Linked DNA regions of Homo sapiens: region 2 is linked to region 1. Evidence: read pairs that join two places in POLR2A ChIA-PET (ENCODE). Cell type or tissue: HCT116. All regions are shown on one strand. Links, peaks and the distances in the headings refer to the core of each region. The heading gives the core; the rest is flanking DNA.

Region 1 (10,643 bases), core at 1,787-9,786:
AGCCTCTTACTTGCCTGGAGTCTTGGTTGGATCTCTTGACCCAGTTTATAGACCTTGAACCTGGGAGGCCACAAGGATGTCTCCTAGCAGCCAGAACTCCTTGCTTGAGAGGCAATGAGGGGTAGAGGAAGGGATACTGACTTAGAATCAAGATTTGAATCATAGCTCAGCTTCTGCCACTAAGAGACATTCTAGAGCTGTGTTGTCGAATATATGTTAGCCACTAGACAAATGTGGCTACTGAGCATTTGAAATGTGACTAGTGTGACTGAGGAATTGAATTTTATATTTAATTTTAATCAAAAACCTGAGACACTGAAAATCATTTTTCCATTAAACACAGTGTGGAAAATATTGTTACATTGTAACAATAATATAAATAATTAATATAAACAATAATATAAATAATATATAACAATAATATAAATAATTAAAATGCATATTTTAATTTTAATTATTATATAATAAACTAGGTTTTTAGTTTAAAAAGTGAGTATGGAAAATTTTTAATATTTAAAATGAAGACATTCTACCGATACAGAATTGAATAGGGATTCAGTAGCTAATAAGTACTTTGACTGGGACCGTAAAGAAAAGAGACTGGGCTGTGCACAGTGGCTCACGCCTGTAATCCCAGCACTTTGGGAGGATGAGGCGGGCAGATCCCCTGAGATCAGGAGTTCGAGACCAGCCTGGCCAAGATGGTGAAGCCCTATACCAAAATAGTCTCTACTAAAAATACAAAAATTAGCCAGACATGGGGGCACGCGCCTGTAATCCCAGCTACTCAGGAGGCTGAGACAGGAGAATCCCTTGAACCCAGAAGGTGGAGGTTGCAGTGAGCCTAGATTGTGCCACTGCCACTGCATTCCAGCCTGGGCGACAGAGCAAGACTCTGTCTCAAAAAGAAGGAAAAGAAAAGAGACTGGCAGGGTGCGGTGGCTCATGCCTATAATACCAGCATTTTGGGAGGCTGAGACAGGAGGATCGTTTGAGCCTCGGAGTTTGAGACCAGCCTGGGCAACATAATGAAACCCCATATCTACAAAAAATACAAAAAGTTAGCCAGGCATGGTGATGCACACCTGTAGTCCCAGCTACTTGGGAGGCAGAGGTGGGAGGATCGCTGGATCCTAGGAAGTTGAGGATGCAGTGAACCATGATTGGGGCACTGCAATCCAGCCTGGGCGACACAGCAGACACTGTCTCAACAAAAAAGAGACTGGAAGAAGTCAAGTCACAAATTTACAAAGTGAACAGCAATTGCAATTTGCTGCAGCAGAGCAAAATTTAAAAGCTGTTTATTTTATTTAAAAATATAAAGTAAACAGGCCGGGTGCGGTGGCTCACACCTGTACTCCCAGCACTTTGGGAGGCTGAGGCAGGTGGATCACTTCAGGAAAGGAGTTCGAGACCAGCCTGGCCAACATGGCGAAACCCCGTCTCTACTAAAAATACAAAAATTAGCCAGGCATGGAGCACACGCCTGTACTCCCAGCTACTTGGGAGGCTGAGGCAGGCTTGAACCCAGGAGGCAGAGGTTGCAGTAAGCCAAGATGGCACCAATGCAATCCAGCCTGGGCAACAGAGCAAGACTCCATCCCCCCACCCAAAAAAAGAAGTAAACAATAGTATGAGACATTTTCAGCAAATATATAGTGAACTTGGTAAGACATTTACTCTCAGCAGTTAAAAAAGAATTAATATTGGTTGCCTGAAATTAGAATTATATGCCCAACAAATATTTTAAACAATTTTTCGCGGTATCTGAGCATATAATGTTGGCCTACTATAAGATGACATAGATTCTTACACAAAAAAGAAAGTCATTTTTAGATAGAGAGGTAATAAAAGAAATTATTATTTTAGTCATGGATATATTGGTGGAAAAGTATAAGAAAAAATGTAAAATATATTTTACAAAAAGTTAAAGCATAGTACAGCCATTACGGAAAACAGCACAGAGGTTCCTAAAACAATCAAAAAATAGAACTATCGTATGATCAAGCAACCCCATTTCTGGGTATATATCCAAAGGAAATGAAATCAGTATCTGAAAGAGATATCGGCACTTCATTCACTGCAGCATTATATGACCATTGATAGATGAATTGATAAAGAAAATATGATACACACACACAGGAATATTATTCAGCCTAAAAAATAAAAGAAAATCCTGTCATTTGTGACAACATAGATGAACCTGGAGGACATTATGCTAAGTGAAAAAAGCTAGACACAGAAAGGCAAATAATGTGTGACCTCACTTATGTGAAATCTAAAAAAGTCAAACATAAAAACAGTGGGTTGGCCAGGCATGGTGGCTCATGACTGTAATCCCAGCACTTTGGGAGGCCAAGGCTGCTGGATCACCTGAGGCCAGGAGTTCGAGACCAGCCTGGCCAATATGGTGAAACCCTATCTCTACTAAAAATACAAAAATTAGCTGGGTGTGGTGGCGTGTGCCTGTAGTCCCAGCTATTCAAGAGGCTGAGGCAGGAGAATCGCTGGAACCTGGGAGGCACAGGTTGCAGTGAGCCGAGATTGCGCCACTGCCCTCCAGCCTGGGCAACACAGCGAGACTCAGTCTGAAAAAAAAAAAAAAATAGGCCGGGCACGGTGGCTCACACCTGTAATTCCAGCACTTTGGGAGGCCAAGGCGGGTGGATCACAAGGTCAAGTGTTTGAGACCAGCCTGGCCAATGTGGTGAAACCCTGTCTCTACTAAAAAATACAAAAATTAGCTGGGTGTGGTGGCGCATGCCTGTAGTCCCAGCTACTCGGGAGGCTGAGGCAGGAGAATCGCTGGAACTTGGGAGGCAGAGGTTGCCGTGAGCCAAGATTGTGCCACTGCACTCCAGCCTGGGTGACAGAGCAAGACTCCATCTCAAAAAATAAATAAATAAATAAAATAATAACAATTAAAAATAAATAAAATAAAAACAGTGAGTTGAATGGTTGTTACCAGGGATGGAGGGTGAGGGAAATAGGGAGATACTGGTCAAAGGGTACAAACTTTCCTTTATAAGATCAATAAATTCTGAAGATCTAATGTATAGCATGATGACTATAGTTAATAATAATGTAGTGTATACTTAAAATTTGCTAACAGAGTTTATCTTAAGTGTTCTCACCACACACACAAAAAAGCGTTGTTATGTGAGGTGATAGGTATGTTAGCTTGATTGTGGTAGTCATTTCACAATATATACGTATATCAAATCATCGCATCATACATCTTAAATATATGCGATTTTTGTTAATTATACCTCAGTAAAACTGGGAGGAGGGGAATGAAAGCCCTTCAATTTAACCTGCCAAACAACTGCCTATTGAATACAAAATTTTTCTAACAATACCAAAGTTCAATTGATTTAAGTTTTGGAAAATTACAAGGACTTTCTTCTACTTTGAGAAGTTATATAAGAGGACCTGCTCAATTAATACTTTGAATGTGTTTTGTCTTAAAAGGACTTTCAAACTTATAAAAAACAAGTATTGCTATTTTGCAGCCTATTTAGTGAACTGACTGGTGTAGATGTTTTTGAGTCTTTTATTCCTGTCAAAGAAAACAGTCAGCTAGATATAACACAGATTCTATCACAAAGAAGGGTGCTCTGGCTATGTTAAATCAAAAGTCTAGATTTATTGCAATTTTAAAGCAAGAAACTGATATTTCTTCTATTACTTTGTTGCTCTTATACATATTGAAGATATTTATGTTCAGTTTTCTGAACAGTGTCATGATACAGTTGTTAAATATATGTGCAAATGCTATGAATCATCAGCTCGTAGAACTGTAGAAATACATAAAAGAAAGTAAATGTAATGATCTTGTGCTCTTTTCCAATGCCCATTGGTTGAGTAGTGGAGAGATCTTTACAAAGGTTTAATGTACTGTTAATTCTCATTTAAAATTTTCTTGAAACAAAAGGAATACTTTCCAAATATTTAATAATAAAAGACCAAAAACAGCAGTGTGATTTTGTTTTCTCATTGATATCACACAGCATATGAATGAGCTAAATTTGAAGCTTCGAGGAAAGGAAAAGTCTTATCCATGACCTAGCTAGACAAGTACAAAAATCTATGTTGAAACTAAAATTTTTCGTAATACAAATCAATAACAATCTTATACATTCTTCTAACAAATTAACATGCAAATTTTCATTATAATAAACAGTATTATGCAAATTTGTTGTGAAACTAAGAATATGAATACATTATATAATTGATGAATGTATCATTTATTTTCAACTTATGTAATACCCCTTTGAATTCAACTTTAATAATACTGAGTTGACACAAGAGTTACTGAATTAAACAGACATAATTTGAAACTGATAATAAGTTTGCTTTAAAGTCAAGTTAATTCTTCTAAAAATAAAGAAACCAGATTTGACAATATGGATGTAAATGTTAAAAGAAAATTATTTTTGGTACTCAACTTAGTTATTGGAAAACTTTTAAGTATGTTTGGAATAACTTGGGTATGTGAATCTATTTTTTAAAACTATAAAGTGTGTGAAATATACAGATCAAATATTTCTGATGCAAATTTAGCATTTGAATTGAAATATGCTGTATGTTTAAAAATACTCAATTCAGAGATTTCACATTAAAAAGAATATAATATATATTTAATAATTTTTAATATGGATTATATGTTGAAATAATATTTTGGCTGGGCATGGTAGTCCAAGCTACTCAGGAGGCTGAGGTGGGAGGATCCCTTGAGCCTAGGAGTTTGAGGCTGCAATAAGCTATGATTGCACCATTGCACTTCAGCCTGGGTGACAGAGCAAGACTGTCTCTAAAAACATAAAACATAAAAATGAATTTTAAAATACTTTGGAGATATTTGGTTAAATAAAATGTATTATTAAAATTAATTTTACTTGTTTCTTTTTATTTTTTAATGTGGCTGCTAGAACATTTAAAATTATGTATATGTCTCACATTTGTGGCTAGTTTCTGACATTTCTTAGTTGTATACCTTAGGCAGGTGTTTTAACATCTCCACACTTCAGTTTTTCCCATCTAAAAATGGGGTTAACAAGAGTTCTTACTTTATAGAGTTGTTGTAAGAATACTTAAATAGTGTCTGGCATATAGTGATTACCATGTGTAATTGCTATTATTATTATTATTAACTATGTGATCTTGAGAAGTTCCTTAACCATTAATTTACTCATATGTAAAATGGTGATAACAACATCTACCTCACAAGACTACTTCTTGAATTAAATGAGATACGATATACAAGATTGCTTGGCAGGAGGTAGGTGACCACAACATTGCTGAAACTTCCAGATCTTTGATGATATTCAGAAGGTTCTGTTATCTGGCTTATCTTGCCCCTCTTAAATTCAATTGTGTTTGTGTGTGCGTGTGTATGTGTGTGTGAGAAAAGTTGTAAATTATAAGGTGCTCTTTAGTTGTTAAACATTATTTTTATTATCCCCTACCATAAAACTGTCTCTCCAAGTATATGTTCCCTAAACTTGCCTTACTTAAAGCCTTCCTAGCCCCACTCACTCACCAGCTAGACTGAAATTTTGCTTTTCCATGAGGCCCTCACTGTGGATTCCAGCCCCAGTATAATCTCCTAACCCTCTAAATTCCTGAGACATTTCCCACCCATTGTATATTTTTGTCAGGTAATCCTATACTACTTTGTATTATTGTTTAATATTATCACCTGTATGTCTCCCTGGTCAGGCTACAGTGACTGTTTTATAACTTGTGAATTTCCCAACAGCACATGATAATTGCTCAAAAAAACATTTGGCCACCAAGTGGGAACATTTGGAAAAATTGGAAGGGAAAAAGGAGTTTTGACCCTGGAGATCTGGGTATACTCTGTAAAGGACAAAAAGTATCACGGGATAGAAGGAGTTTTATGCAAAAGTTTGAGATAAGCTTGAAAGGGCTGAGTACAGCTGATATGGAAAAAGAAGGGCGGAGGTGGTGGCTAAGGACAGAGCAGAGATTAGGAGCATAGTGGACACCTGCCCTGCAGGACAGTCCTGGAACTCAAAGCAGAGCTCTGTCTTTCCCATGGTTCCCCCAACAGCTATTTCCAGCCACACCCAATTTTAGAAGGTGCCACAAGGCCTCAGCCAATCAATTATCTTGCAAATCTCAGGCAGCTCATTCTGAGAGTTGCCTTCCTCTTGCCCTGGGAGCTTTCCCCACACCCAGGCATTTAACATGTTTTGAAATTCTTTCTTCTGCTTGAAGTTTTTGCTGACCACCTGACAGTGAATGAAAGCAGGTGCCCTACTCTACTGCCTTCTGAACTCATAAATCCCTCCTGGGTACTCTATCAGAAGAAAATACCCTACCACCTGAGTCATTGCAGAATCTACCATCTCCAAACACAGTGCCTACTCCATAACATGATGAATTGATGTCACCAAGTTGATGCTTGTTTGGGCCACAGTGAAGGAAAAACACAGCTAACATGGAGAAAAAGAAACTGCTGTTCAACCATGACTCATGGGCTTACCTCACAACACAAGGTTCAGGTTTGTTTTGCATTTTTGTGGCTCCAAGGTGATAGTGAATTGGCAAGGAGAAAAGGAGACAGCATGGTGGAAGTCAGGAGAGGTGTGATTCAGTTCTTGTCACCAACCGCAGTATGAGTTGGGCTGGGTATCAACTCATTTGAGTTTGAAAAATACAGACATGTCTTACCGCCTCAAAATTTTTTTATTCAAAGTTAGTCTGTTCCCACTAGGCATGATGCCCCAATGACAATCACACCTGAAAGGGGTCTGACACTATCCCTGGGAAAGGATCGCTAATTTCTGGATCTGGGGAAGTAGGACATGCCAAGTCTAGTTACCTTGGCCACCTGGCTCAAGGACATGGAACTAACAGAGACCAGCATACATGGATAGGGACCCAGCTGGCTTGATCTTTCACTCTTGCTTTTTTTTTTTTTTTTTTTAAATCCAACCAGGTTCAGCCAGACTCTTCCTCTCTCTTTGAAATGTTATTCCCAGCCCCAGGCCAAAATCTGATTACATAATTAGGCACTCAGTAAGTGTTCTCCAATGCTGATTTTTAATGAACTTGGACAATGCTGCTTCCTGTTTTGAAAGAGACAAACCCATTTGAAAAGCTAGCCTGTGCCCCTAATACCCACAGCATCTTGGAAATCAAATGGGCATTTTAATCACTTTAGAGGCAAAACCAATCAGATATAAATAGGTTAAAGTTCTTACAACTTTAAGACGGCAGCTGTTGAAAAGGAAAATTTGGTAGCAGGATATGATTGTGAAGCCAAAACTAGTACTGGCTGATCTATCTATCTATCTATCTATCTATCTATCTATCTATCTATCTATCTATCTATCCATCCATCCATCCTACCTAGTCACAGATTGTTCTGGGCTAACATCAAGATTATGAGACCTGGCGAGGTAGCTCATGCCTGTAATTCCAGCAATTTGGGAGGCTAAGGCAGGAGGATTGCTTGAGCCCAGGAGTTCAAGATCAGCCTGGGCAATATGGTGAGAACCCATCTCTACAAAGAATGAAAATATTAGCTAGGTGTGGTGGTACATGCCTATAGTCCTGGGTACTCAGGAGGCTAGGGTGGGAGGATCACCTGAGCTCAGGAGGTCAAGGCTGCAGTGAGCTGTGATTATGCCACTGCACTCCAGCCTGGGCAACAGAGCAAGACCTTGTCTCAAAAAAAAAAAAAAATTATGACTATGCTGACTCAGGAGTCTACCATTTTCCTGAGATTTTGGACTGGCAGGTAAAAGATATTTGTAAGACTTTGGATGGCATCTTCCTAACAAATCACTTCTCGGTCTCCTGGGTAACTTTAGAGGGCACTTTGGAGTTAATTCGAGGCCGTTTTAAGTGCCACACCAGGCCTGCTGATGTTCCTTAGTGGAAGTAGAATTAGGCTGACTTTCCCAGCATTTTTGATATGTGTTGAGTAGTACAAGGGGCATGAGGAAAAGGAAATGTTGGAGATAGCAGGCTTGCTGGGAGAAAGGGTAGACATTGAGGAGGGGTGTTGTACTTATTTACCATAAAAGCTGTTCTATCTTCTCACCCTATATCCATGACTACAACTCAGGATTAAATGCTAACACTAGTATTTCCTTGCTTAAAACCTTTCATCTGAACAATGCTTCCCACTGCATCCTTGGTCTGACATTTAAATTCAAATTTGGTTCTGCCTGTATCTTCAAAATCATTTCTCAACACTCCCTGTCACTAAACACTGCTTACAGTTCCCAGTGAGGTGGGAACTCTCTTTTATGCCTTTGCCCAGATTGAGCTCTAAGATTGCCTTTTTCCCACCTTCTTTACCATCTATTTTCTATGTGTTCTTCAAGATAACTCAGGTACCACCATCCTTGACACTGTCCTGAGCTCAATCTCCCCCCTCTGTTACCTCTGAGCACCCCAGGCAGATCTCTATCATAGTCACAGGATACTGTAATCATCTCTTTGCTTTTTTGTCCCCAACTAGACTGGATCATAGACTCTTTGAAGGTAAAACTATTTATTAAGCATCATTATATTTCTGTGACTTGTACAATGCCAGTCACTTGTAGACACTCAATAAATGTTGATGAATTAATTAATTTGGTATAGATTGGGGGTAGAACCATCCCAACCAACTGGCATTGCACAATGCCATAGACTAGAGCTGGCCTCATCTCCAGTTCTCTCCTGGGCACAGGCCTGGAGCTCCACTGGCACCCTAGGAGCTCGGTCCTGTGTCTACACACAGACTCACATTATTCTCTCCATCTAGACTTGGAATCTTCAGCTCCAAGCTCCATGCTCTCCCTCTTTCCTCTTTTGGAAATTTGTTTTTCCTTCTTTCTTTTTCTTTCTTTTTTTGAGATGGAGTTTCGCTCTTGTTGCCCAGGCTGCACTGCAATGGCACAATCTCGGCTCACCGCAACCTCCGCCTCCTGAGTTCAAGCGATTTTCCTGCCTCAGCCTCCTGAGTAGCTGGGATTACAGGCATGTGCCACCACGCCTGGCTAATTTTGTATTTTTAGTAGAGGTGGGGTTTCTCCATGTTGGTCAGGCTGGTCTCGAACTCCCGACTTCAGTTGGTCCACCCGCCTCGGCCTCCCAAAGTGCTGGGATTACAGGCGTGAGCCACCGCGCCCAGCCAGATATTTGTTTCTTGTTTAAATCCACTTGGTTCTTTTCGCTTTGTCTCTCTGCCCTCCCACCATTACGTACACAATGTTTTGGTTGCATGTTTCTGTCTGTTTTTGCATGCATGCATGTGTGCTCTGTCTCCTCCAAAGTTCAGGCCAAAGTTCACAGACGGCCATGGCTCTCCACCAAGCCCACTGCAGTGCTGTGTACACAGTGGAGGTTGCCTCCTTCATTGGCCCAGAGCCTGTTTGGGATCATTCACAATCCCTACAGTCTGCAGCCATCTCTACAAGAGGCCAGTTTGTATAGCTTTTCCTCATAGTATTCATTTCCACAGTGTTCTGTGTCCTGTACTGGATCTGTGCTGAGTTACTGAACATTAAGATTTTGCTTTTGTCTCAGAGACACCTGATGAGAACGTTGTGTGTCGTGACCTCAACCAGCTCAAAACAATTAAAATGTGATATCTCAACTGGATTGGAACACTTCTACCATTTCCCAGTAATACCTTTTGGGAGAGAAGGAGTAAATTTGGAGCTTGTCCTTTCAGGGATTGGGATTCACTGAGATACCAGGTCTCTTCTATTGCAAATAGAAAACAGTTTTTATATAAGGGTTGTAACTCTTGCCCATCCATCTGCAGAGTACATGCTTTTATGGGTTATTTATTTAAAAAAATTAAAGAGTTGTGTTAAACCATTTTTTTGTTGTTGTTGTTTTGAGACAGGGTCTTGTTCTGTCACCCAGGCTGGAGTGCAGTGGCACAATCTTGGCTCACTGCAGCCTCGACCTCCTAGGCGCAAGTGATCTTCCTACCTCGGTCTCCTGAGTAGCTGGGACTATAGGTGCACACCACCATCCCCAGCTAATTGTTTTTAAAAGTATTTTTTGCAGAGATGGAGTCTCACTATGTTGCCCAGGCTGGTCTCAAACTCCTGGGCTCATGCATTCCCCCTATCTCAGCCTCCCAAAGGCTGGGATTGCAGGCATGAGCCACCACGCCCGGCCTAAACCATTTTTATTCTCATCCAATGGTCTGAAGTTGAGAACCGTTGGTCAAAGTTAGGAGTGCTGCCTGTGACACTGGAGTGGATGGAAGTTCACTGGCCCACAAAGGAATCAGATTCGTGACCTTGGCCCTATTACCACTAAACCAACTAGGATATTAGCCCAGAGGCCTGGCAAAGATAGAGCTTGGCCACAACTCCCTTGAGAAAGAGCAGGCTACTCTGCAGATGACCATTTCTAGATCCCCATGGTTTCTGGGCAGTCTGACCCCAGATCCCCAGTGACCAGCTTCCCCTCACCCCAGATGGCTTCCTGTTTGAATGGTCTTCCTACTTCATTAGGTGGGAATAAGTCAAGATAAATGCCACTCAAGCCTATGTCAAGATGGTTAAGAGGAGGGGGCTGGGAACTAGGCACATCTGAATCTGCATCCCAGTGCTGCCGCTTGGTGCTACCTGGTCTTGGGCAAGTTGCTTAACCTCTCT
Region 2 (10,643 bases), core at 1,505-9,504, 54 kb after region 1:
GGAGTCATGCCTCCCCAGGCGTGAGGCGTGTGTGGGCTGTATCCCAGAGGAGATTTTCTTTGCCAATTGTGGAATGAAGACTGTATCAAAGTTCAGAGGATCCGCCAACACAGAAGAGAGAAACACCAGATGCTTGGGGCCTCTAAGCAGAAGGAGCAACCCACCAATCCCAAGATACCTGCTTGGCAACGTAATGTGCTGTGCAATGTGCGGCAAGTTGTGAAGAGCCAGCATCTACTTCTGGAAGCTGTCCATCTGAAGTTTCTGAAAAAATTTTCATCGGCACCTGTCAGATGACTTGATTTCTGAGTTAAGAGCTGCATGAAGATGTGCCTTCAAACCAGTCTTTGTACATCACGTTCAGGTGTCACTGAGAAAAGTGATGACTAACATTTCTTGGACATATACCTGCTGGGTATTAATCTTTATACTGGGCATTTGCTGATGATAGTGGAACCTACGGGTGGCCTACTCAACTTCTATTTCTCCATTCTTCCATTTTAGCTAACAGAACCTCAATTTTGTTCATCTATTGTTTCCTTTTGAAACCCAGAGAAAGGTGACCCCATTCCAATTCCGAAAGTAAGTATTGATTAGTCTAAGCCAGTCATGATATTTCCATCTCCCTTGCCAAGGACTTGTTGAGGAAAGGTCAAATAACAAAACACTGGCCAATGAAGCATGAAGGAAAGTTCTGGAAAAGAAAGATTGTGTGAAAGAGACACAGAAAGAGATGACCTTTCTCTCTGGTTTTTATTTCTAGATGAGATTCCTGAAACTCTTACAGTTATCTTGTTATCAACCTAAGGATGAATGTAACACCTACGGGAGGGCGGAACCGAGTATTCTCCCCTGGAGCCTGAGATATTTCTGGACTTCCTAGCATGTGATATAATAATTTATTATTGTGTTATATCATATTAAGTTGGGGGCTCTGTTACCTGCATCAGAAATCTTCCTCATAGCCATAGGTTGGTTCATTTAATCTTCACTGCTGTCCATGTGGTATCTATCTCCTTTTTATAGGTTAAGAAATGCATTTAAGTTACTACAGCTAGTAAGCAGCAAAGCCCCAAATTCAATCCAGTTCTGAGTTTTAAAAATCCCTAACATGTGGCTGGGTGCGGTGGCTCATGCCTGTAATCCCAGCACTTTGGGAGGCTGAGGTGGGCAGATCACAAGGTCAGGAGTTCGAGATCAGCCTGGCCAACATGGTGAAACTCCATCTCTATTAAAAATACAAAAATTAGCTGGGCGTGGTGGCATGCACCTGTAGTCCCAGCTACTCTGGAGGCTGAGGCAGAAGAATCACTTGAACCCAGGAGGCAGAGGTTGCAGTGAGCTGAGATCGCACCACTGCATTCCAGCCTGCGCGACAGAGCAGTACTCAGTCTTTAAAAAAAAAAAAAATCCCTAACATGTGTGCCTTAGTCCATTTTATGCTGCTATAACAGAATACCACAGGCTGAGTAATTTGTAATGAACAGAAATGTATTTGGCTTACAGTTCTAAAAGCTGGAAAGCCCAAGATTCAGGGGCTGCATCTGGTGAGGGCCTCCTTGCTGCATCGTAACACAGCAGAAGACATCACGTGATGAGAATGAGAGCTCAGACTGGCAGCAGCGAGTCTTTTCACAGTCAGCATTAATCCATTCATGATGGTGGAGCCCTCATGACCTAAACACCCACCATCAGGCTCCACTCCACCTCCCAACACTGTTGCACTGGGAATTCAGTTTCCAGCATACGCTTTTTAGGGGACATATTCAAACCATAGTGATGTCTTCATTTTATATCTGTAGGAGAGTCATGATTTTATCTTTTTTTTTTTTTAGTTTTTTTTTTTTTTTTTTTTTTGATAAGAGTCACTCTGTCACCCAGGATAGAGTGCAGTGGCATGAGTTCGGCTCACTGCAACCTTCGCCTCCTGGGTTCAAGTGATTCTTCTGCCTCAGCCTCCTGAGCAGCTGGGAATACAGGCACGCGCCACCATGCCCGGCTAATTTTTGTATTTTTAGTAGAGATGGGGTTTCACCATATTGGCCAGCCTGGTGTCGAACTCCTGACCTCATGATCCGCCTGCCTTGGCCTCCCAAAGTGCTGGGATTACAGGCATGGGCCACCGCGCCAGGCCAAGTTGTTCTTAAATAAGAAGTATAGGCCAGGCATGGTGGCTCATGCCTGTAATCCCAGCACTTTGAGAGGCCAAGGCAGGCGGATCACCTGAGGTCAGGAGTTTAAGACCAGCCTGGCAAACATGGTGAAACCCTGTCTCTACTAAAAATACAAAAAAAAAAAAAAAAAAATTAGCTGGGAGTGATAGCACACACCTGCAGTCCCAGCTACTAGGGAGGTGAGGCAGGTGGATCACTTGAACCCAGGAGGTGGAGGTTGCAGTGAGTTGCAGTGAGCCGAGATCGCCCCACTGCACTCCATCCTGGGAGACAGAGCGAGACCCTGTCTCAAAAAAAAAAAAAAAAAAAAAGAAGAAGAAGAAGAAGAAGTATAATGAAATGGAATAAAGAGTGGAAAACCTCCTTCCTCCTCAACCCTTGCATAATTGCTAATGACCTGGTATTTCTGGAGTTTGTGTTGGGGAAAAGATGGTGATCAGTAAGAGGTCATCCAGAGCTTATTTTGTCATTCGGAGTATGCTTTTTTTCCTTCTGGGCACAGTCCATGGGCTGTCCTAGAGGCTGCTGTCAAGGTTAGCAGCATGCCTCGTTTTCTTTGGTGCAAGACTACCTGGGTTCAAATTATGGCTCCCCAGCTCCAGTCTGAGAGGCTTGGGGCAAGTTACTTAAACATTCTGTGTCCCAGTGCCCCCATCTGTAAAATGAGGATAACACCAGATCCTACCTGGTAGGATTCTTGTAAAGATTAAATGAGTGAATATATATATATAAATCACTTGGAATAGTGCCTGGCCTATTTGTAAAAGCAAATTTTAGCTGACACTATTATTTTTTTTCCTCCTACAACACCTATTATTAATAGAATAGACACTGATAATTGAAATCACACAGTCTCCATGATCCATATGTTGCTTCGGCAGAGATCGTATTTGGTTAATTCTCAACATTCCTAGAGTTGGTGGCCAGTACCATTGGGTGCAAATGAGGACAGCCCGAAGAAGGGAGCCATTCACAGACTGGCCCGGGGGTGTCCTGAAGCCAAATGAGGATGCCTTCCATGTTACTTCAAACTCTAAAGGATGAAAGGCTCTGGGCTGTTTTCGCAACAGAAGCACCTATGACACCCCCCGGGGTGGGTGCTGTCTATGAATGGCTCCCTTCTTTGAGCTGTCTTCACGCCACTCCTTTTACATCTTGATTATGTACTTCTTGAAACACCTCACACTATGCCTAGGACATAGTAGGTGCCTAATACATTTGAGCTACAACACTATGAACCCACCAAAGAAATCACTTTATGAAAAATAATAGCTGTCATTCACACAGTTCTTTACAGAGCATTTTCCAAAACCTTATTTCTTACATCATCACAGCTTCTTTGATTATAAGGCAGGAAGGGAAAAATCTTATTATATTTTCCAGGATACAAACAAACTGAAGTCCAGAGGGCTTGAGTAAATGGCCCAAGGTTCGTCCAGTTAGTGGAAGTTTGGTCTCTTGAATTCAGGTTTCAGGTTCCAAATCCCAGGTGTTTCACATTGCCTGGGGGAAAAACTGGGAAACTGTTGATTCCTCTCCTCCCACTGTCCCATTTGCCCTCTGTTCAGCCAAGCCAGATAAGGACAGAGCCACCTTTTAGGGAAACCATAACAAAGCCACCTTCTTTAAGTGAGTCTCACTGCCAGTGCAATAACAAGCCATTCCACACAGTCAACAGTCATGATGGAGGAGGTGGAGGTGCCAGGAACTGTGCTAAGTGCTGGGGATATAAAGACGAATAAGTCAGGCCAGGAGCTACATTCTAGCACACTGAGAGAGAGAGGTGAGGTGTGTGCTCCTAGAAACAGGGTAGGAGGCAGCAATGGCCAGAATAAAGGCAAAATGTCAACAACAGCTCAGAAACAAGAAAAGTCATAATGTAAATAACAAAGAAACAACTGCAAAGAAAGCTGAACTTGACTTCCAAGCCTCCCTCCTCTGTCTCCATTCCCAGTATCCCCTGTTAGAATGTCTTATGGCTAAAAAGATCTTATAAAATTTGGCCATATCTTGAGCTAGAAGCAGCAGGGGAGATTTCCTCTTTGAGGGCTTCCTCCTCACCTGGACAGATGGGGGACTACTGCAGGGTATTTGGGGGTGGAATATGGGAAATAGGGAGGAAAGAATCACTGTGTCTGTCATCTCTGTAGACTAAGTCTCAGAATCTCTTCTGGCTTGCCTGTGAATTATTGGTTTTTGTATAATGTGTGTGAATCTGTGCATTTAATGCTGAGAATTAAATCATTCCTTTATAAGACTGTAAATCAAAGAGTGAATGGAGGGAGATTCCAAAGTGATTCTTCCCCCTGATGAGGTGGGAGGGAACACCACCACCACCACCACCACCACCACCACCACCACCACCACCAGGCCCACCACTCATAGGACTCATCTACCTCTTCAAAAGGGTGCAGCCTAGGTGGGAGATTTTTGTTCTACTGGCATGGAGGGAATACTCCTTAGGTTAATATGAAGGGTTCTAACTCCCAGAAATAGAAGGAGTTTATTTTGTAGTAAGCAAGAAGCCAATGGACCCCTCCCTACGGCCTATCTCTGTTCCAACCAGCTTCTCCACTAGTGATATCTCTGAGCCGGCATCAATCCTCAGTGACCAGCTTACCAATGACCTGGCAGCTGTTCCTCCTGTAGAAAATTCAGTTCCATTCAGTGCCAGCTGGACAGCCCAGTTGCTCCCAAGGATGCTCCCAGAAGCTCTATTTCCCATGTTGTGAGAGGCCTTGGTGTCAAATGAAGTGAGGGCTCCATCCTAACCACATTAGCTGACCACTGGGCACTGCTGGCCCTAAATTAATCCTCGCTGCAAGCAAAAAGACAGCTATAATGATTTGCACCACACAAATAGGGAAACTGAGGCTCAGAGAGATGAAAAGCCTTCCCCAAGGTCATATAGCCAGCAAGTGACTGGGCCGAGTTTCATCACAGACCTGTCTGACACTGAAGCCCATGCCTTTCCCACGACATCACTTGGCCTCTTGGTATTTTTGGCACCACATGGATAAGGACTTAATATTCTGGTACACCAATGCCAGCCAAGGCAAGGGACAAATGTTGCTTGTTTGTAACCCTTCCCCCTCTTGGGAAAATAAGCCTGGGTCCCTGTATTTTAATGAACTCTCCTGGTGATTCAGTGGTTAAGGACCACTGAATTGGGCATTCATGCTATTGCACCGTAAGATTACTGACTGCTAACTCTTCAGGAACTTCATATTTCTCATCTCTTTTAATCATCCTGAAAGTCCTATCATGTAAAACTAGTTTTTTATCCAGTTTTTATTTTTTATTTTTTTTGAGACGGAGTCTCGCTCTCTTGCCAGGCTGGAGTGCAATGGCGCGATCTTGCTTTACTGCAACCTCTGCCTCCCGGGTTCAAGCGATTCTCCTGCCTCAGCCTCCCGAGTAGCTGGGACTACAGGCGCATGCCGCTATGCCCGGCTAATTTTTTTTTTTTTTTTTTTTTTTTTTTAGTAGAAACAGGGTTTCACCACGTTGGCCAGGATGGTCTCGATCTCTTGACTGCGTGATCTGCCTGTCTCGGCCTCCCCAGGTGTTGGGATTACAGGTGTGAGCCACCACGCCTGGCTATATCCAGTTTTTAAATGAAGACTGAGGCAGAGAAATTTCAGTAAACTGTCCAAAGTGACTCATCTGGAAAGTGGCAGGGCAGGGTGTCAAACACAGGCAATACAGCCCCACAGACTGCAGGCTCAGCTGCTATTCCACCTGGCCTCCCCATTAGGCCTGCTTCATTTCAATGGGATCTTCTGGAGAAAACGCCTTTCCTCTGGTGAAATGAATTACCTGGTGGGAATAACTCACTAATTACAGGACTGAGGTTGATAGGATATTTTGAGACAAACAAAATGTGTGATATTCCCCTCCTCTTCCATCCCAGATCAGATGCCACATTCAGCCAAATCCTATACAGATAGCCAGCCCTGCTGATTCCTGGCATTCACCTCCTACTTCTTTGCTATGTGAGTCTCCCATTTTCCCATACAGTTTTGCTCCCAGGAGTCCACCAGAAATAGTGGATGGGTGAAAATGAATAGCAAAAAGAAAGATTAAGAAGCAACCAACTGTGTTGGGAAGGAGTGATACTGTTTTAGATGGAAATTTGCCTGAAAATAGACCATTCAGTCATGTAGACAGTAATAAGTTGTATGTAAACACCAAACATTCATGCACATTTTATGCAAAAGTTCATGTGCCCTCTGTGATATTTGGAGATGGTGTCAGAACTTCCTAATATAGCCCAGTGGTTAAGAAATAGGTATTGAGGCCGGGTGCGGTGGCTCACGCCTGTAATCCCAGGAGGGTGGATCACCTGAGGTCAGGAGTTCAAGGCCAGCCCGGCCAATATGGTGAAACCCCCATCTCTACTAAAAATACAAAAATTAGCCAGGCGTGGTGGCAGGCGCCTGTAATCTCAGTTACTCAGGAGACTGAGGCAGGAGAATTGCTGGAACCTAGGAGGCGGAGGTTGTGGTGAGCCCAGATCGCACCATCGCACTCGAGCCTGGGTGACAGCAGCGAGACTCCATCTCAAAATTAAAAAAAAAAAAGAAATTGGTATTGAAGTCCATCATACCTGAGTGTTGAGCACTAGCTTTGCTGATTACTAGCTACATGACCTCAGGCAAGTACATGACCTCTCTGCCTGGATTTCCTCCTCTATAAAATGAGAATAGTATAGTACCTGCCTCATGGAGAGCTTAGTTCTCTTAGTGAGAACTAAGCACCATAGACCCTCCTTCACAGGGGCTCTGGAGGGAAATGGTGACCGTAAGGAGAACCATTTCTCTTCTCTGCTTTCCTCTGTCCCCTTGGCAATGACTTATCTCCTTCGCTCCTACATAGGGGCACCTGACTCAGCACAGACTCTTCCTTCAAGGCATCTAGCTCAAAGGACTTGCCTCCCCTCCTTTTACGTGGGGAGCTATGTTCTTGGCTTTGAGATAGATTTCTTAAATTGTCTTCCACAGTCGCAAGTGACTCAGCCGTTGCTTAGGGATTTAATTAACCAACAATAGAAGGCTTGAAAGAGACAAGCCTCTGGGAACTTTCTCCCTTCCCTGGTTGGCTGTGAGTAGGGTGAGAATGAAACAAGGAACCTTCTAGAACCACACTGTCCAATATGGTAGCCACTGGCCATATGTGGCTATCAAGCACCTGAAATGTGGCTGTCTGAATTAAGATGTACTATAAGATACTCAACAGATTTGAAGAGTTCTATGAAAAAAGAATGTAAATATCCCATTAATAATTTTATATATTTATTACAAGTTGAAATGATGATATTTTTGATATATTGATTTTATTTGTTAAAATGTTTCTACTAAGTCCTTTAAAATTAAGTATGGAGCTGTTGAATGGCACTGTTCTAGAGTGTTCATGATTTAATAATGAATTAATAACATATCAACACTTTTTGAAAGTGACTTTAACATAGATTTATGTCTTAGTATGTTTTGTGCTGCTATAATAGAATATCTGACACTGAGTAATTTATAAAGAACAGTAATTTATAAAGAACAGAAATTTATGTTATCACAGTTCTGGAGGTTGGGAAGTCTAAGACCAAGGCACTGGCATCTGGTGAGGGCACTCCTGCTTCATCCTTTCTAGATGGAAGATGGAAGGGAAAAAGTTGGGGGTGGGGGGTGGGGAGAGAGGAAAGAGAAAGAAAGGTGGGAGGAAGAATCTAATCCCATGAGCCCTTTTTATAACAGCATTAGTCCATTCAAAAGGGCTTGAAAGAGACAAGCCTCTGGGGCTAAACACATCCCATTATGCCCCGCCTCCAACACTGTTGCATTGGGGATCAAGTCTCCAGCACATTAATTTCTGTGGCACATATTCTAACCATAGCAATCTACTTTTACCTTTATGAAGTAGCTATTGTTATAAACAATGTTCAGGTAAAGGCAGCAAAGCCACAGTCTATTCAGTGTTTAGACAATCAGCAGGCTTGCTTGCTGGGACAGATCTGAGCTGAGAGAGAACCAGACGGAAGAACACTGACTTAGAGAGCAAAACGTCCGGCTTCTTGGCCTTGCTATACTACTAAATTGCTGTCTGACCTTGGGCAAATTACTGTCCCTCAGATTCTTTACTTAAAAAATGAACAGATAGGCTGATATGGAATTTAAGGGTAGGAAACTAGTAGCCTGTAGGCTAAATAAAGTCAGAGATTTGTCTGTGTGTTTGGGCCACCTTTATTTATTTATTTATTTACTTAGATACTTTTAAGGAGGAGACAAGCACTCTCCTACAGACTGGGGTTCCTACCATTCCCCTCAGGCCCCCACCTACAGTACCAACCTCCAAACCCTGGAGGCATTTGAGTTTGCAACCTTTGGCTGCCAATTTTAAACTCCAGGTGAATATGGAGCAATTGCTGACTTACTTCCACTTATGCTAATGCTGACCATTCAAAGACCTGTCCAGACAGAAAAGGGTCTTAGATGGTAGTTGCCAGTCTACTCCAAGACAAATTTCTGTTTCTCTGTCTAATCCTCTTTTTATATGCTACCATCTTGAATTTCCAACAAAAACAACAGCACCATATCCTCCTGTAGGACCAAGGAATATTAAACTCAAAGGAAACTTAAAAATAATCTATGCAGGGCAAACCTTCCATTTTACAGAGAGGAAACCAACAAAAATTGAGGGCGTATAGTGCTTTTATACTTGCATATGTCAGTGATTTTATCATCTTTTGGAAAGTAAGATAAATAAAATAAAATACAATTATTTTTATGCATATGTGCAATTCTTATACTTATTTGCAATTCCTTCATGTAAAATTTTTTTTACATCCAGGTAGAATTTTTCTTAATAAAAATTCAATGGGATGACTGGTTAGAAAAAAGAAATAGTAGTATAGAACTGCTTCTTTTTCTCTGTGATTAAGCTATATAAAACTCGCAGCAAAAAATAGGTAAATGTAACCCACGCAAGAAAGTAAATAGCAAAAGGATTGTAAAGCTCTGAAAGAAGTCTTTTTGCAGGGATAATAGCAATTTGGATGTAAGCTACTGCTTTTGCATATTAAACACAAGTCTTTGTCTCTGTCACCTCAGTAGTGGGAGAAAGCAAAATCTGATTTGATGGGGGGAAAGGAAAGACCATAAATAAAGCGTGTGTTGTTTCCTGGCGGACAACCTTCCTAATGGCATTTTGCCCAGATGCCCTTTCTTCTTGGCTAAATCCCTTGGCCAGGATAATGGTTGAGACCCTAGAAGCTCAAGAGAGACCAGAAAGTTGATAAATGCCTTCAGGGTCCAGACTTGAGCCAGTTCTGATTCTGTGGCCAGACTGGTCAGTGTTGCTGTTGCATAAACGCAGTCATGGAAGCCCCACATGTGATCTCTTCCTGGAGAAACTCGAGGTCAGTGATGGGAGGCAGCCGCCAGCAGGAGTTAGCTAGTCATGAGTATCCCAGAAGTGTTTGAAGATGGGATCACTGCCGAAAACTATTCCCCAAAATCTCTTGCCATGAGGAAAGTCTAACCCTGGGTGCAAGGAGTAACTCCTTTTATTTTTCCCAGGCATACTGCACATCACAGTCATGACTTCTACACTCAGGAAGCCAGTGCCCCAAAAGGCAAAAAGACAGATCTGTTTCTCGTCCACAGAAATAAAGAAAGGTAAATGCTGGAGATTGCGCTGGAGATTTAAGGAATGATGACAAAATGGCAAAAACCAATCCAATCAACTGAAGTTCAGGAGATGATGAAAATCAATAATAAAATAGCTTGGGAAATATAGGTTTTCCCAACATGCTGCGTTCATTTCCTCCTCTGCTTATATACAATCTCCCTAGCAGTGGGACCTTAATTATCTCCGTTTCTCCAACAATCTACCCATCTTTTAGGATTCATCGAGAATCCTACTTCTCCCACGAAGCTTCCTCTAACCTTCCAACTCACAGGATTTCTGCTTTTACTGTCTGTATTGTTCACTTGCTGATATATTTAAATGTGGCCTCGAACTGCTTTTTAATATAGTTATACTTATGTACCTTACCTTCTCAACTAGACTGTAGGCGCTTCGCAGGCAGAGCTGAGTCACAATGACTAGCTAGCTGAGCACAAGAGCTTTCAAGAGGAGCCTGGAATAGCAAGCTGTCTAGCAGCCAAGGTCCCTAGGCCTCTCCATTTCCCCTTCCCAGCATGCCCTGGGCCTCTCTGCTTCCCTCCCAGCATGCCCTGGGCCCCTCTGCTTTACTTCCTAGCATGCCCTGGGCCTCTCTGCTTCCCTCTCCAGCATGCCCTGGGCCTCTCCATGTTGGCAACTTCTTCTTGGTTCCTTCTTAGCCGGAGAACAGCCTTTCTCTGTGCAACTTCTTTCCTTACCAGAAGGCAAACAGAACCAAAGAGATGTTTATCTTTTTATACAAAAGATAAGGTATGAGAGAAACAATGCATCGTCAACTATGTAGGGAGG

The links. Peaks named below come from ENCODE experiments on the same cell type or tissue, not always from the same donor. Only the 100,000 strongest peaks of a DNase experiment are listed, where the experiment ranks them.
Region 2: POLR2A ChIA-PET joins it to region 1 with 5 read pairs; 3 of 35 experiments call an interaction of 5 or more read pairs at or near these places.

What each region holds. Positions count from the first base shown.
Region 1 is chr1:212,256,985-212,267,627 of GRCh38, reverse strand. All of the region lies in intron 1 of LINC02608 (long intergenic non-protein coding RNA 2608), which reads left to right. Among named protein-coding and RNA genes, the nearest start is that of LINC02608, 23 kb to the left of the region's middle. RefSeq lists an enhancer at 7,960-8,129. In HCT116, for the core only: a CTCF peak has its summit at 5,843; a DNase peak (open chromatin) is centred at 6,507.
Region 2 is chr1:212,202,537-212,213,179 of GRCh38, reverse strand. It overlaps a transcript of LINC02608 not described here. Among named protein-coding and RNA genes, the nearest start is that of LINC02608, 77 kb to the left of the region's middle. In HCT116, for the core only: no CTCF peak of the experiment used is centred there; no DNase peak of the experiment used is centred there.